Regions from separate parts of the Homo sapiens genome. Here region 1 is linked to region 2. Evidence: chromatin loops called from intact Hi-C (ENCODE). Cell type or tissue: dorsolateral prefrontal cortex. All regions are shown on one strand. Each heading gives the region's core, and the rest is flanking DNA. Links, peaks and the distances in the headings are about the cores only.

Evidence for each region. A loop is a pair of places that touch in the nucleus more often than their neighbours do. Peaks named below come from ENCODE experiments on the same cell type or tissue, not always from the same donor. Only the 100,000 strongest peaks of a DNase experiment are listed, where the experiment ranks them.
Region 1: it touches region 2 in a loop (2.2-fold over the local background); 2 of 110 quality-filtered maps call a loop at or near these places.

Annotation. Positions count from the first base shown.
Region 1 is chr21:44,522,652-44,528,145 of GRCh38, reverse strand. It overlaps TSPEAR (thrombospondin type laminin G domain and EAR repeats), which reads left to right. Exons shown (of 12, transcript NM_144991.3): 7 at 628-854; 8 at 2,307-2,493. LOC124905038 (a long non-coding RNA gene) reads right to left here and starts at 637. Exons shown (of 2, transcript XR_007067905.1): 1 at 1-637. In dorsolateral prefrontal cortex, for the core only: no CTCF peak of the experiment used is centred there; a DNase peak (open chromatin) is centred at 2,255; H3K27me3 peaks cover 770 bases.
Region 2 is chr21:44,759,073-44,770,438 of GRCh38, reverse strand. It overlaps UBE2G2 (ubiquitin conjugating enzyme E2 G2), which reads left to right. Exons shown (of 6, transcript NM_003343.6): 6 at 1-1,859. Among named protein-coding and RNA genes, the nearest start is that of UBE2G2, 37 kb to the left of the region's middle. RefSeq lists enhancers at 914-1,414, 3,256-4,019, 4,020-4,783, 5,468-6,033 and a silencer at 1,711-2,005. In dorsolateral prefrontal cortex, for the core only: no CTCF peak of the experiment used is centred there; no DNase peak of the experiment used is centred there.

The sequences.
Region 1 (5,494 bases), core at 1-5,000, 240 kb after region 2:
GTGAACCTCCAGGGCATGACACACGGGCTGACAGGGCTGGGCATCGCGTGGTACCCCTTCCCAAACCATGGGAAGACAATGCCTGCCTCCCTGCAGCCTCCTTGGTAGGGTGGCCCGGCTGCCGCCTCTGCCCACACCCTCCCTGTCTGCTAGATCAGAGATGAGATCCAAGGAGATGACGAGCCTGAAAGGTTATTTTTACAGAGAGCCTTCTCAGCAGTCCGTTCCCGCTGCTGGGGAGGTGAGTGGAGGTGGCGATAGATGCTCCAGACAGGTTACCCGTGGGAAATGGGCATGGGTTCCGCCCAGCACGTGTGTGAGCTGCTCTCTTTCACATTATCGAGAGCACAACTTGCCGTAGAAGCAGTGAGCCTTTTAACAAGGCCACAACCCACAACATGTAAACTTCACTGGGGGCTGCACAGATCACAAAGCCCCTGGCAGCAGTGAGTGGCCTCCCTTTGACAGGCCTTTCCTGTGAGAGCGAAACGTGGAAACTGATGCCCGAGGCTGAGGCGCAGGAGTCGTGGCTTGTGACTTGGGGCTTGGGAATCGCGCTCCCGCGAGGATTGCTCTGGATTTCCGTTCTCGGAAATCTTAACCGAGTCACAACGTTTCTATCACAAGCCAAAGAAAGACTGGACTACGTGGAGGAGCATCAGAACTTGTCCACCAACTCAGAGACCCTGGGCATTGAGGTGTTCCGCATCCCTCAGGTGGGGCTCTTTGTGGCCACAGCCAATCGCAAAGCCACATCCGCCGTCTACAAGTGGACCGAAGAGAAGTTCGTCTCATATCAGAACATCCCCACGCACCAAGCACAGGCCTGGAGGCATTTCACCATCGGGAAAAAGGCAAGTCTGTGTTCGGTGACTTTCTCCATCCCCTTTCTCTTGGAAAGCCCCGAGTCCACAGGCGGGGCCCCCTACACTGATTCTGCAGGTAAAGGAGTTTCTCACGGTGTCACCTCGTTCAGGCGGTAAAAGGCTGACAGAGTCGCACACGTGAGCCCACCACCCTAAATCCAGGATGTGACTTTGAGGCAGTCTGCTTGGCTCCCGCAAAACGGACGACCAGACCATTTCCCACATGCCATCTCGTTCTACATAGACCCCTCGTCACTACATTTAAAACCTGTTGAGAGTGTTTACATGAGCTGGTCAAGAACCCACAAATCGTTTCAGAAAGACACTAGAAAATGGACATTCCTGATCCTTCCTTTCCTCAAATGTTGAGGACACGTGATGTCCACATGCAAGGCTGAGGCCAGGCTCAGGGGAGCCATGGGTGGGACCTCGCAGGCTGACAGCCACCTTCCTGTCAGGGCTGCTCTGGGCAGAGGGTCGAGGTGGTGGGTCTGGGAGATGGTTGACATCCCAATGGGAAGGATGGGGTTTCCTCTTCCCAGCTCCGTCCACTCCCTGGACTCTACACAGCCATGTCCTAGAGACAGCACCTCCTGACTGCCCCCAAATAGTCACTCACTGGCCTACAATGTGCCAAGGAGGCCCACCAGGCCCTGCCTGGACACAGGGCTAAAGCAGTGAACACAGCAGATGGAAACTGCTCTCCTGTGGCTTACAGCCACCCTCATGCAGGCTGCATTTGCATCCAGCATGGCGGGTGAATAACTAGTTGGTTTTTTTTTTTTTGATTGATGACATCATAAGGTTTTAATTTTTTGTTATAAAAAAAACTTTGCATCAAAGAACAATTGGAAAATTCAGAAAAGCAAAGGGGACAATATTTTGTTCCATCATCCAAGCAAGTACGTAGGTTCATGTGGCGTCCTTGCCTCCAAGCACATCGTCCATGAACCATGCACCTTGCCCCTCATTCTGTATGTTCACACAGCTACACTATGAGCCCTGGGCACATTGCGCCATGTTCATGTTTTACACACATTGCCCTGACACAGCTTTGCGTGGTGATCACACCCATAACACAGGAGAGCAGGTTGTGATGCGTTTTTCTGGTCATCTGGGTTATGAAGAACATTTTTGTGCATAAAGCTTTTCCTGAATTTGGGAATTTTGGCTTTTGTGTTTTTGCCTTCAGATAGCAATAGAAGTGGAAATATTGGGTAAAGAATATGGACATTTTCAAGGGTCTTGATGAATGTAATGACCGGCTCTGCGCCCACCCCACCATGATGACCTGTAATGCGGGGGCCTCGGTCCTCTGTCCCTGCACCACGTAGCAGCCGTGGATCTGGAGAGAGATGCTGATGTTCAGAAGCCTTCAGAAACCAGGCCGCTGGCACCGACCCAAGCAGAACCACGTGGTCCCGGTTTACTCTCTTTCAGATCTTCCTGGCAGTGGCTAATTTTGAACCAGATGAGAAGGGTCAGGAGTTCTCTGTCATTTACAAATGGAGCCACAGAAAGCTGAAGTTTACCCCATATCAGAGCATTGCCACACACAGCGCCCGAGACTGGGAGGCCTTCGAGGTGGATGGGGAGCACTTCCTGGCGGTGGCCAACCACCGGGAAGGTAGGGCAGGAGTGGCCTTCACACCGGGAGGCAACCATTCCAGGGGCAGAGCGAGACTTGCAGGCAGGGCGAATGTGTATCTTATTAGAAAACAATAAGCCACATGCAGCACAGGGTGAACATGCGTTCTGGACCGTTCCTCACTGTCTGGGGGAGGGACATCTACTGGTGGTCCCTGGGGCACCTGCCCACAGCACAGCCACCCCAGAAACATGGACTGCCAGACTGACTCCCAGCACAGAATACCTGCCAGCCTCCCTCCTTGTCTGAAACTGACTGACTGACTAGCTGATTAACTACCTAACTCACTGACTACCCGACTGACTACCTAATTACCTGATGACTGACTGCCTGATGACTGATTGACTAAATTACCTGACTTCTTGACTAACTACTTGACTAATTACATGACTAACTACCTGACTGACTGATTGACGACCTGAATGACCAACTACATCACAGACTGACTGACTACTTCACTGACTGACTGACTGACTAACTACCTGACTGTCTGACTGACTACCTGACTGATACCTGATTGGCTGACTGACAACCTGAATGACTAGCTGACTGGCTAACTGACTGACTATCTGACTAACTACCTGACTGACTGACCACCTGAATGACTAACTATCTGACTGGCTGGCTGGCTGACTGCCTCACTGACTGACTGACTGACTGACTGCCTCAAAGAGTGACTGACTGACTGACTGACTACCTGAATGACTAACTACCTGACTATCTGACTGACTGACTGATTACCTGACTAACTACCTGACTGGCTGACTGGCTATTGGCTGACTGACTACCTCACTGACTGATTGACTAACTACCTGACTGTCTATCTGAATGACTACCTGACTCTCTGACTGACTACTAATTACCTGACTGACTACCTTACTGACTGATTGACTGACTGTCTCACTGACTGATTACCTAACTACCTGATTAACTGACTAGCTGACTGACTAATTACCTAACTGACTAACTGATGACTAACTACCTAACTGACTGATGACTGACTACCTGACTGACTGATTACATGACTAACTGGCTAACTACCTGACTAACTGATTGACTGACTACCTGACTACATCACTGACTGGTTACCTTACTGACTACTTGTCTGACTGACTGACTGCCTGACTGACTACCTGACTAACTACCTGACTGACTGACTACCTAACTACCTGACTGGCTGACTAACTAACTGACTCATTGATTGACTGCCTGACTGACTACCTAATTACCTGACTCTCCCACTAACTGACTGATTACCTGACTAGCTACCTGACTGGCTAACTCATTAACTGACTTACTATCTGACTGACTAACTACCTGACTGTCTGACTGACTGAATGATTAGTTGACTAACTACCTGACTGGCTGGCTGGCTGGCTGACTGATGGACTACCTCACTGACTGACTGACTGACTGATGGAGTGACTACCTGCCTAACTACCTGACTGTCTGACTGACTGATTACCTAACTACTTGACTAGCTGACTGACTACCTCACTGACTGACTGACTATCTGACTGACTACCTGACTACCTCACTTATTGACTGATTGCCTAACTACCTGACTGACTGATGACTGAGTGACTACCTGACAACTGACTAACTACCTGACTGATGACTAACTACCTGACTGACTACCTGACTGATGACTGGCTACCTGACTAACTACTGAACTGACTGACTGACTACCTCACTGGCTAATTGACTGACTGACTGACAAACTACCTGACTGATTAATAACCTGACTCATGACTGACCAACTACCTGACTAGCCACTGAACTGACTGGCTGACTACCTAATTACCTGACTAACTGACTGACTGACTGACTGACTGACTACCTCACTGACTAACTGATTAACTACCTCACTGACTGGCTGACTGATTAACTACCTGGCTGACTACCTGACTGACTGACTGATGACTAACTACCTGCCTATCTGACTGGCTGATGACTACCTGACAACTGACTACCTCACTCACTGATGACTGACTACCTGACTGATTAACTACCTGACTGATGACTGACTACCTAACTACTGAACTGACTGACTGACGACCTAACTGACTGACTTACTGACTGACCATCTCAATGACTTAACTACCTCAGACTGACTGACGACTGACTGCCTACCTGACCGACTACCAAACTAACTGCCTGACTGACTGATTACCTTATTAACTACCTAACTGACTACCTGACTAACTACCTGACTACCTGACTTATTAACTACCTAACTGACTGACCAACTGACTACCTTACTGACTGACTGACACAACTGACCGACCACTTCACTGAGTGACTACCTACCTGACTGACTGACAAACTGACTGACTGACTGAATACCTCACTGACTAATTGGCTGGCTGGCTAACTGACTGACTGACCAACTACCTGACTGACAAATTAACTGACTGGCTGACTGACTACTTCACTGACTAATTGGCTGGCTGGCTGGCTGACTGACTGACCAACTACCTGACTGACAAATTAACTGACTGGCTGACTGACTACTTCACTGACTAATTGGCTGGCTGGCTGGCTGACTGACTGACTAACTGACTAACTACCTGGCTGACTGACAAACTACCTGACTGACTACTTGACTAACTGTTTCAGTGACTAACTGATGACTGACTATCTGACTGACTGACAACTGACTGACTGACTACCTCAATGACTGACTGACAGACTAAGCAGCCTCCCAGCAGGAAAGGTCTGACCAGCACAGGGAGGGCAGATGTTGGGTGGTGGGCCCAGGCCCATGGCAGGGATGCTGGCCTGGTGCCTGGCATGGCCAGGTGTGTGGTGGAGGACAGCTGCCGAGGACATGGGATCTGGATGGCCTCCATGGCCTTGTTTCCTGAGGACAGGCAGCTGTCCCGCCTTGTGCCAGCAGAGACAGTGAGGAGCACTGGCCTGGAAGGTACCGGGACACCTGCTTTCCAGGCCAGGACACTGCCCTGAGCGGCCACCATGA
Region 2 (11,366 bases), core at 2,769-7,768:
CTCAAAAAGAAAAAAGAAATTTATTGCTGATCACAAGGACAGACAGTTTTTTCCCGACCATACTCATCAAAGATTTACGTTTGTATATTAGTAACTAGTGCATTACTAGAGCAGGTGCAGGTGAGGTCTTTAAAGTTTCAATGAAAGTTTCTTCTGGATCTACAGAAAAAATTTTTTTTTTTCAATCTAAAAACTGGAAATTCTAGGGTTTTTGTACATTTTGGATGCACTGGGAATTTATTAGCACAAAATCATTCTTTGCAACTCAAAATTCAGAAGGGACTCTACCATATCTTAGCTCAGAGCACAGAGGAGTGCCTTATCCCCACACTTGACTGGGCTGTGGAGGTGGGCATGTGGGCCCCTGGGCCCAGGCTGGGGACAGAGCCCTTGTTTTGTGACTTAGGATTTTGATGTGGTTCCCATGTTCTCTAACAGGGCCAGCTGAGCAGCACAGGCCAGGAGGCCACAGTGTAAGCAATAACAGATCTGCCACATGCAGAAGCAAATATCAGGCCTGTCGCACACGGGCGGCATTTAAATAGGAATTTCTATTTTTGAAATAAGGGATGGTCTATGAGGCATACAGTAGATTTGATGTGATCCTTTTCTCCCTCCCTTCCATAATGGATCGTGGTCTGTGTGACTGAACCCACACAGAGTGTCATGGGTGACAGTTTCTGGTTGAAGTAGCTCCACGCCTGGCTTCTGTGGACAGCAGATTCTTTTCCTTCTCACAAGGGGCTCATTTAAAATTTGGAGGCTGGGTGCTGTGGCTCACGCCTGCAATCCCAGCACTTTGGGAGACTGAGGCGGGCGGATCATGAGGTCAGGAGATCGCGACCATCCTGGCTAACAGTGAAACCCTGTCTCCACTAAAAATACAAAAAATTAGCCGGGCGTGGTGGCGGGCGCCTGTAGTCCCAGCTACTCTGAAGACTGAGGCAGGAGAATGGCGTGAACCCAGGAGGCGGAGCTTGCAGTGAGCTGAGATCACGCCACTGCACTCCAGCCTGGGCAACAGAGTGAGACTCTGTCTCAAAAAAAAAAAAAAAAAAAATGGAACGCAGGGCAAGAACTCGTATTTGGAAGGAGATGGGGGAAAGGAGCGGTATTATACCTATGTTGTATTTGCAGGCAAATGAGATGGAGCCCTCTCTGTAAAGAAGAGTCATTTGTGCAAGTAGACGGGGTCTGTGGGTGCAGGCCCTGGAGGGGCACACAATTGCCTGGAGGCTTCTGTGAGATCGGGAGAGGGAGGAGAGGCAGTCTCTTGACAAAATAAAGTATTTTTATTCATTTGTATTTATTAAATGAAAAAACAATCCCATGGTGTCCCTGTTGTGTGGTGGAACCTAATGACTGTTGAAATAAAGTTCTGTGTTTTCCCTGCCCTGCAGTGTGTGTCCCTTTGTCGTATTGTCAGAGGAGCCTGTGGCCACTGCCCCCAGGGAGCACACCAGATCATCCCAGCTGGGATTCCTCACGGTGGGGGCTTTTCTGCAGACTTGGGTTAGCTCTGGCATGTTTTCTTCTGTTTCTGATCTCCCTTCTGTCATTCTGTGGTCTTCCTCTGGAATTCTCAGGTTAGTTGGGGTCTGTGAGACGGATGTGTTCACTAACCTATAAATGACATTTTGCAGCTTTTTCAGCAGATGCCATTGTGTGAGTGGCACATTTGACCACTAGAAGCCAGCAGGCTGTTCCGACTGCGCTTCCCTCCTGCAGTTGCTTAGAAGCACAGCTCCCTGTCATCACTCCTCTGTGGTCCTCTGTGGTCACGGTTGGTTGCGATGAGACCTGCCTCTGCGTCTTGTTACTTAGCATGTCAATAAAGAGGCAGATTCCTGTGTCAGTGATTTGCTGTTTCTGTTTTGGTAGTTGGCGGTCAGCTTTCCTTTGTAATCCTGTGAGGCAGGGTCCCCAGGCTTCCCCAGGTGCTGGCGCCTCGTTCCCTGGGCTGGTTCCCAGGCTGCTCCTGGTGGGGTGCACTGGGCGAGTGCCTCAGCACAGGCCCCCAGGCATGTCTGTTCTGCCCTTTGCCCAGTGTTCTCACTAAGCATTCTTTTTAATGGGTAAGAACTCTAATGTGATACTGAGTTGGGGTCCCCAAGACCACCCAGGGCGGCGATTCTCCAGGAGGACAGAGGCCATGCAGGTCACGGTAGTCACGGCTGTGATTTCCCACAGGGAGGACACTGAGCAAAATCGGCCAAGGGAAAGGTTCCTGGGGCCGAGTCCAGGGGCACCATGCTCAGCTTTGGAGGCCTCTCCTGGGGTGGGGGTCACGCAGGATGCGCCTCACTCCCCTGCAAGCAGCTGGGACTCTGCGTGTGCGATGTTGGGGATGCCCTGCCTGGTGATGTACCCGGGGGCTGGTCACGTGAGCAGCTTCTGCCTGGGCTGCGCTACAATTCCAGACTCTCAGCAGGGATGTGAGTGTTCTGCCTAAACCACCTTGTACAAATAGCACAGGCCCAGTGAGGCGGGGTTCAGGGAGCCCCTCGGAAATCCCAGTTCCCAGACGCCAGCCAAGGGCCAGCCCGGCCAGCGGGCCTCAGGACGGCCGTCCCCACTGTATGGACCCTTTCTGCGCAGATAACCTTGGGGGTTGACAGTGATTTTTACCATTTCATTTGCTCTGTGTTTCTGGGTTTTGTCTGCTGGCACTGGTTTGCCACAGTTGTTTGCCTGTCTGGCTGAGTGCCGTCCTTGCTTTTCCCATGCAACTGTCTGCTTCCTGGGATGGGGAGGGCTGCTGGGGTGGCCAGGGAAGCTCTAGGGTCTCATCTTCTGGGTGTTGGGGCTTTTCACCCTTCCTGGGGGTTAGCGGCCCCAGTTCACTGCTTGGGCCACAGCAAGGGTGGCGTCCACAGCTCTGACTCTCACTTCTGGGATTGCTGCACCTGCTGGGGCTTCTCCAGTCCAGTCTCTGTGTAGATGAGGTTGCTAATTTTTCAGAGGAGTGCTGTTCTGTACCAGTTTCTTCATAGGATATGGAACTGCTCCAGCTGCACAGAAAGGCACCCCAGGGCAGCCCCAGCTTCCCTCCCCTGGGCGTGCCTTGCACCGTGGCCCCCTGAGCTGACAAGGTTTCTGCAGGCTGGAATTTGTGCTGGAGGCGAGGGCCCTGGGGATGCTACCTGGACACAAGGAGGGGACAGGAAACAGGTACAAAAATTCGGGGCTGCCAAGGGGCAGTGAACACACTAAGGACAGGTGGATTCTGGAAACCCTGCCCTGGAGGGGACCGCGGGGCCGCTTGGGGTGGGGGCAGGGTTTGGAGAGGGGCTGTGAACAAAGCCAGCCCCTCTGGGTGTTGGCCTGGGGCCTGGACCCTGGGCTGGGGGGGGCACCCTGGGAGGAGGTCTCGTCGTGCTGATGTGGCGTGGTGGCCCCATCTGGGAGGGAATGCTGTTGGGCCCAGGTCCTGGCTGAGCCCTGTGGAAGCTGGAGGTGTTCAGCTCCTCAGATCTGTCCAGGTTGTGACCCGTTGTCACGAGAGCCTGGCTTTGTTGAGGGGACAAAGCAAGGTGAACCTCCCTGCAGAGGCAGGAAACACCAGCTTCCTCCCCCAAACCCCGGCACCACTCAGCCAGCCATAGCCTGTACCCCCTCACCATCCCAGACACACCTTCCAGGCCTCAACACCCACCGAACCCACCCACTGGGCAGTGCCAACTGTCTGGTACCCCGAGGCAGGTCTGGTGCCCCCGAGGCAGCTGGCCCATGCCCTTCGTCATCCCCTGGTGAACATCTGTAACCCCTGCCCTTGGCCTCACCCCGTTGAATGTCCCAGCCCTGCCCTCTGCTGGGTGGGCGTACTGGTTCGGGGATCCCATAGGAGCGTCAGGGAGATGGGGCTCTCCACCTTTGTGCCCCTCCTGTGCCCCCGTTCCCATGCCTGGACTGTGAGCGCTGCTGGCTGTGTGGAACCTGACCTCCAGGGCCCGAGCTCTGACACCAGAAGTGGGCAAGTCCTCACACGTCCGGGCATCTTCCCCTCTGAAGGCTGTGAACCCAGCCATGAGATGTCCGAGGGCGTGCTCTGAGGAGTTGAGGTGGGGGAGGTGAGGTCATTTGCCAAAGCCCCAGCCAAGAAATGGTCCTCGCCGTGCCCCGATGCATCGCTGAATCTGCAAGGCCCCCCACCCTCCAGGACTGTGGCCCCTCTGCCTCCATGGGGTGCGGTTGGTGGCATGAGGCCCACTGCACCCTCCTATGCAGTGTCCACCTAGACCCAGGGGCCTGCTGGGCAGCCTCCACTGCTCCACCTTCCCCCGCTTCAGGTGCTGGCCTTTGCGACACAGCCACCTCATGTCTCTTCTCGCACCCTGGTCTGGTCCTCTCAGTCCCCCCACCATCAGGCTTATTAGCCCACCTGCTGCACTTGGCAAAGCCTCACCTTCCACTCGGGGCCAGGAGACACCAGGGCCCGGCCCTCAGCACCCTCCCTTACATGCCTGGAAGTTCCTCTGTCCACCAGCTCAGTGGGGAAGTGCTCTGGACACCCCAGCCACTTTCCTTCTGCTCCAGACTCCAGATTTTCCTCCCCCTGCAGTGGCCATGCATGTTGTCTGCCTCCCACAAGTGTGGCCCTGCGGCCCTGCCCCCAGCTGGGTGGTGCACTGGTCAGGTGACTCACTCCCCTACATCCTTATCAGAACCCCCCGGGGGCTGGGGTGAAGATCGGCCAGCCTGGTAGCTGGCAGTGCTGTTGCTCTAAGTTGCTTGTCATAGGGATAACAAGAACGCATCCTGTGGCTTTCTTTTTTGAGTACAATTTCATGAGAGGCTAGGATGGCAAAGTGAAAGGAACTGGTTTTTCAGGTGTGTAAGTACAGAGCATTCAGCCCCATCTCTGTGGTCGGGAGATGATGCAGGGCCCTATCTCCGGTTTAGGCTTTGCAGTGGCACCCTGTCGTGTGACTGGGTGGGGCTGGGTGCCTTTGTGTGGGGACCACAGACCTGAAAGCTGCTCCTGGCATTGCCAGGAGTGTTGTCTGGGGCTTGCCAAATAGGCATGGGCAGAGTTGGCGTGGGGTGGCGGGGGGGTCGGAGGGAGGGCAGGATGTGTTCTGTGGTCCTGCCCTGTGGGCAGAGGCTGACGTGGGGCATCCCCACTGCTGCCTGGTCAGTGGCTGTGGGTGAGCTGTGGGCCTGGCAGCTGAAGGTGGCTCTGGCCAGCCTGCTGGGGCTTGGCCTTCCTCAGACCCCAGCAGCTGTATGACCTGGGCTAGCGAGGGAAGCTGTCTAGGTCTTTGTTTTCTGGTCTGGGAATGGGTTTGATGGCAGTCACATCCCAGCCCTGAGTGGTGGTGAGGATTAAAGACCATGTGTGCAAAGCACAGAGAACACGGAGTAGCTCGGGAGACAGCAGCCCTCCCTGTGGTGGGCGTGTCCAGGAGGCCACCCCCGCCCACCTCTCGGGGCAGGATCTCCTGTCTCGGTCCCTCCCAGCCCAGCGCATGTCTGAGCTGTGGTCAGGAAATCTTGTCCTCAGCTGTGCCCCTTGCCCCGGTCAGCTCTTCAGGTGGCAGTGGGCACATGTGTGCCAGGAGGGAAGGGGGCATCGTCCTCACAAGGGTGACATGGGGCCACCTCCAGGGCACAGCCACGGGGCCACCTGAGACTTGGCAGCAGTCAGCAACATGGCTCCTGGATGCCTTCCCACCCAGGCCTGTCCGAAGGAGAGCTCCTCCAATGTGGGGTGGATGGAGCCGCACCCTGGGTGGCATCCCTCCAGGAGGTCACCCACTGAGAGTCCTGGGCCTAGCTGCTCACCCTCCCACCGCAGGGCCAGGTCCCTACCAGGCGGCCACCATCTCGGATCCTCAACATTCCAGTCTGAGTCTGAAGAGAACTTTCAGATCAGAGCACGAGTTCCATGGGCCTGGGGCGGCATGTGCTGGGTGTGTGGGTGCCCCGAGTGCGCCAGGTGTCCCGGGTGCCCCAGTTGTGCCAGTTGTGCTGGATGCCCGGGTATGCTGGGTGCCCTGGGTGTGTAGGTGCCCCAGGTGTGCAGGGTGTCCTGGGTGTGCTGGATGCCCCGGGTGTGTAGGTGCCCCGGGTGTGCTGGGTGCCTGGGTGTGCCGGGTGCCTGGGTGTGCCGGGTGTCCCGGGTGTGCTGGATGCCCGGGTGTGCTGGGTGCCCGGGTGTGCTGGGTGCCTGGGTGTGCAGGGTGCCTGGGTGTGCCGGGTGTCCCGGGTGTGCTGGATGCCCGGGTGTGCTGGGTGCCCGGGTGTGCTGGGTGCCTGGGTGTGCAGGGTGTTCTGAGTGTGTAGATGCCCCGGGTGTGCTGGATGCCCGGGTGTGCTGGGTGCCTGGGTGTGCAGGGTGCCCCGGTTGTGTAGGTGCCCCGGGTGTGTAGGTGCCCCAGGTGTGCTGGGTGTCCTGGGTGTGCAGGGTGCCTGGGTGTGCTGGGTGCCCGGATGTGCAGGGTGCCCCAGGTGTGTAGGTGCCCCGGGTGTGTAGGTGCCCCGGGTGTGTAGGTGCCCCGGGTGTGCTGGGTGTCCTGGGTGTGCAGGGTGCCTGAGTGTGCTGGGTGCCTGGGTGTGCAGGGTGCCCCGGGTGTGCTGGGTGTCCCGGGTGTGCAGGGTGTCCCGGGTGTGCAGGGTGCCTGGGTGTGCTGGGTGCCCGGGTGTGCTGGGTGTCCCAGGTGTGCTCGGTGCCTGGGTGTGCTGGGTGCTTGGGTGTGTAGGTGCCCCAGGTGTGTAGGTGCCCCAGGTGTGTAGGTGCCCCGGGTGTGCTGGGTGCCTGGGTGTGCTGGGTGTCCTGGGTGTGCTGGGTGTCCGGGTGTGGTGGGTACCCCAGGTGTGCTGGGTGCCTGTCCCTTGGACGTCCCATGACAGGCACATCCCTGCTGGGCAGGGAGCATGTTGGACACCTGCCATGGCCCCAGCCTCTGTGCGGGGCACTCCTGTTTGCTCAGGGCTGGTGGAGGAGCAGCGGGAAACCAGAAGAGTTCTCAGGTTGTGTGCGTGTGTGGGGCTTTCTGGCAGAGGACTGTCTCGTTGGAACCAATTCAGATGGAAACAAACGTGGAAGGTTGTCCTTTGCTAATGGATCTTTGAAATCCTGGATAATATACTAAATGAGTTGGAACCACATGAAACATCTGCAGCTTAAGGGCAGAAGAGACTTTGGGATTCTCACGGGTTTCTCCTGCTGGACTGGTTCCCACCTGAAGGAGCTCCTAAAGCAGAGGACGGGGCTGCAGCACGATCCCAAATGTCCCGGGGGGGCCGATCCCACCCAGACCTCGGGTTCCACGTCACCAAGCATGTGTGTTTGTGCACACCTGTGTGCAGATATGTGCACACATGTAGGAGAGTGTGTGTGCCTGTGGGGGCGTCTTTGGAGCAGTTCCAGCAAAGCATTTGGCCTGCTCTTTTGTGAAGTTCTCTATCTCTCGGTCTCTGTCTCTCCATCTGTCTCTGTCTCTTCCCTCGCGCCTGGGCTGCTCCGCAGGTGTCCTGTCGTGTCAGCCCTGACTTGCTATGGAGGGTGGAGCCCAGGGCAGTGAGGCCAGCGGCTCGTGGGCTCCAGGGGCGTACATGGTAGAGATAGGGCCCGAGCAGCCCAGAGTGGGCACCTGGGAAGGCTACTCATCCCAGCCCCAGAGCAGCCCTGCAGGCAGCCAGCGTTGGAGCACACCCCTCTCTCCTCCCACAGGGGCTGCTGAGAGGTGGATGTGGCAAGAACCTGATCCCTGGAACTGATGGGGACGTGGGCAAGACAAACACGTGCCCTTAGCTGGCCACTCCTGGGCCTGCCTACAAAGACCCCAGGGCTGGGTGGAGCTGGGTCGCCATCTGGGCCTGGGAGCTGCGTCCCTGGATGGAAGACAGGTTGGCTCCTCATCCTGCCCCCACCAGCCACGTAACCCTCCTTGATGCCGTGGGGTCACGAGAGTCTGTGTCTGGTGGCTCTGACGAGACTGAATTAGCTACCTAGCAAGGGTACGTAGCGAGCCTAGCTGTGGCAGCCCTTCCTGGTTGAAGTTGGCAGTTGCGGCATGGCCAAGGTCCACTCTTAGCACACTGGGAGCTGGACAGAGAGCTGCAGGCCCTGGGCTTCCTGGCCAGAGGTCCTGGAATCGGCTTGCCAATGCCTATCCATTCCGGTTGCTTCTAGCAAGAAATGTGAAAACGTAACCTCCAGTTGAGTGTGATCTCCAACCCAGTCCCCTTCTGTGTTTGTCACAGGGGTTCCTAACGAGGGGCTGCCTGGCCTCCTGGGCACACTGGGCGGCATCTGCAGACCTTTCTGGTTGTCACAGTGAGGAGCTGTCGGCCTCCAGCGGGCAGAGACTGGGGTGCTGGCCAATGGGCCTGCAAACAGGGACCCAACCCCGGAACTCAGCTGGACCGAGTCAGCCTAACCTTCCACTGGGCTGCTTCTGTTTGAGAACCCAGGGCTGGGGTTTGCCATAGACAACGATGTGGGTGGTGACAGGGAAGGAGAGGAGGGCAGAGCCCGTGACATGCCGAACACCAGGTGCTGGAGGGCAGTGGGGTGGGGAATGGACCAGGGAGCTACCCGGCCACGCCCCTGCACCACCCTCGCATGCCAGACCCCCACACCTGCTCACCCACACAGTGCCACGCCCACACACGCCCAGGCACACAGCCACTCACACGTGCTCACACACACATACACACTCACCCTTTGCTCTCTGTTCTTCAGAATGTGCCGTTTCTATTCACCCATCTTCAAGGCCACTGACTCTTCCACCATCTCCATTCTGCTGTGCGCCCATGGGGTAAAATTTGTATTTCGTATGTTGTATTTTTTAGTTCTACAGTCTTTGTGTAGGTTTGTTTCCTGCTCTCCGTTTCTCTGTTGGGAACGCCTGTCCTCTCACGCAGCCCAGGTGTGCTCACCTTTGCCTCCAGAGGACGCTGCCGGAACTGCCTTAGAGCCTCGTCTGATGGTTCCAGCCTCGGCTGCGTCTTGGGGTTGGCATCTGTTGATTATCTTTTCCTCGAGAATTGTAATTTTTAAATTCACTATATGTTGAGTAATTTTATGTGAATATTTTGAATGTTATGTTTCCAGACTCTGGTGGTGGCGGCAGAGCTCTCGGGAGCTTTTCTGTGCGGCGTGGACCTTTTCTGTGTGTGTGCAGCTTTGGGGAGCCAAGAACATTCTTTGGTCCATGCCTGAGTGAGAGGCCTTGCCCAGCCCTCTTCCCAGGAGCTCCAGGGCCCCTTCCCCACCGTCTCTGGCTGGAATCTGGAATGCTCTGAGAATGTCTCCCCTGCTCCGTGCAGCTCAGCACAGCTGGAGCTGCCTCAGAACAAGGCAGTGATGAGCGTGGAGAGAAAAGCAATGTAACTGTTCGTGGAAGACGCCCTGGACTCTCCCCTTCTCCAGAAGAGAACTGTTGCTCTTGGTCCCCTTGGCGCTTGAGAACTGGTGGGTCCACCTGAATTGGTCCGAGTTTGGTTTTACCATTTGTTGGGTGGAGTCTGAGAAATGTCACAAGGGCCTCCCAAGTCTCTGTACCTGAGTGGGACTCCGTGTCCACCCTCCGTCTCTCCTGTGGCTCCTGCCAGGGCTTGCCTTTAGGCATGGCCAGCGTCTAGGGTAGACCTACTTGAGGGTGTCTTCCTCACTTCTCAGTTGTGGCCTTTCTAGTTTCTCGGCTGGATGCCCAGGGGATCTCAGAGGGATTCGGGGGCTCTTTCCATGCTGGCCTGGCCAGAGCTCTGTGTCCCCAGCACCCTCCACTTCTTGTTTCCTCCCCCCTCAGCCCAAGGCAGCTTCTCTGTAGGTTGCCACGTGCTCCCTCCGGGCAAATGCAGCAGCACCCAGCTGAGGCCTTGGGGCCCCATGAATTTTAGGCCCCGCCTCTGTGCCCTCCTGCTTCCGTCTCCAGCTCCTAGGCTCAGGGGCCCTGCCAGGCTCTGCCTGGAGTCAAGCCTCTGTGCCTGGGTAGAAATTGCCCTGGGAAGGGAGCTGTGGCATCTGCAGTGTGTCCTTCCCCCTGGATCACAGCCTTCACCCACCCGCGCCTGTAGACTGGTGCCTGTGCGTTCCGTCCAGTGTTTGACTGTTTAGGGCAGACGTGCTAGTCCAGGACTAGGCCCCCATTCTAGTCAGCAGCAGAACCTTGAGGGAATTCACACCTTTATTTTGTATTGATTCCCTTGTTAGAGCCAATATGTGTCACTTTTTAATTTGAAAATCGTGAAATAGCGATGGGAACGTTGGTAATCTGTGGCCTGCCTTTTGCAGGTACAACTCTGCCCGACTGCTCAGACCGACCGCTCTTGCTCAGCACTCTGAGGAGCAGGAGTGGGTGCAGCCAAATCTTCTGCGTTTTCTCCTGAAGTCTGCTGCAGGGAGAGAGTGAGGGCCGCGCACCTCCAGGGAGGGGACGCAAGCAAACATAAGTTCAGTTTTGACACCTGTTCGTCACCCTTTAAAGAGCGCATTCAGAGCTTATGTGATGCTCATTTTGGCTTTAGTCATTGGGCGTCTGAGCCCACACTCGGCGTTTGGAGGCCTGGTTTGGAGATTCCGACAGACCTTGGCTAAGGCCCATCCAAAGAAGCAGGAAAGGCCAGAAGCCCCATCTCAGAGAGGCCGCTGCCCATCAGTGTCGGTGCCCTGAGCTGGCCGTGGGGGGTTGTCACTGGGCTCTGTGCAAGGACACCAACCACTGCCATGAGGGCAAGACCCCCTGGGCAGGGATGGTCATCTGGCAACACCACTGGCCTGATGTCCACGGGGAGAAGAGGGGCCACGGGGCAGCAGGGGCCGCTCAGCTCCAGGCTCTTTCTGGGTTGTGGCTCACAGGGGGCTGGCAGGAGGGCATGCTGGCCTGGTGGCCGGGCCCTCCCACTGTGGTGGGGTTTGCTGTGTGCCCAACCAGAGCCCTCTGTAGGGGTGGAGCAGTCCCTCGCTTCCATGGCTGTGGGAGCTGGAGAAGCCTACCAGCCACTGTCAGCCAAAGTGGCCGGCTGATTGGAGAGCGTGGCCCCGAGGTGGGGCTTCGGCCTCAGCCAAAGTGGCCGGCTGATTGGAGAGCGTGGCCCCAAGGTGGGGCTTCGGCCTCAGCGGGCTCAGGGAGGGCTGGAGCCTCAGCAGAAGGAGCCAGGTCAGGGTGGGGAGGGTTCAGGGCAGCAGCTCGTTCTGGAATGAGGGTGGAGCTTTGGAGTTTAGGGAGAGGCAGGGGCTCCTGAGCTGGCCTGGTAGGGCTGTGCCTGGGGGTGGGGGATGTGAGGGAGGCGTGGCACAGCTCTGGGGGGCCCTGTAGCCCGGGATCCAGACTGACCTTCGGGAATGTTCACTTGTCCTGTTGTATGGGAAAGGATGGAGCCCAGGAAGGAGGAGACTGTGGCGGGAGCCCAGGGGC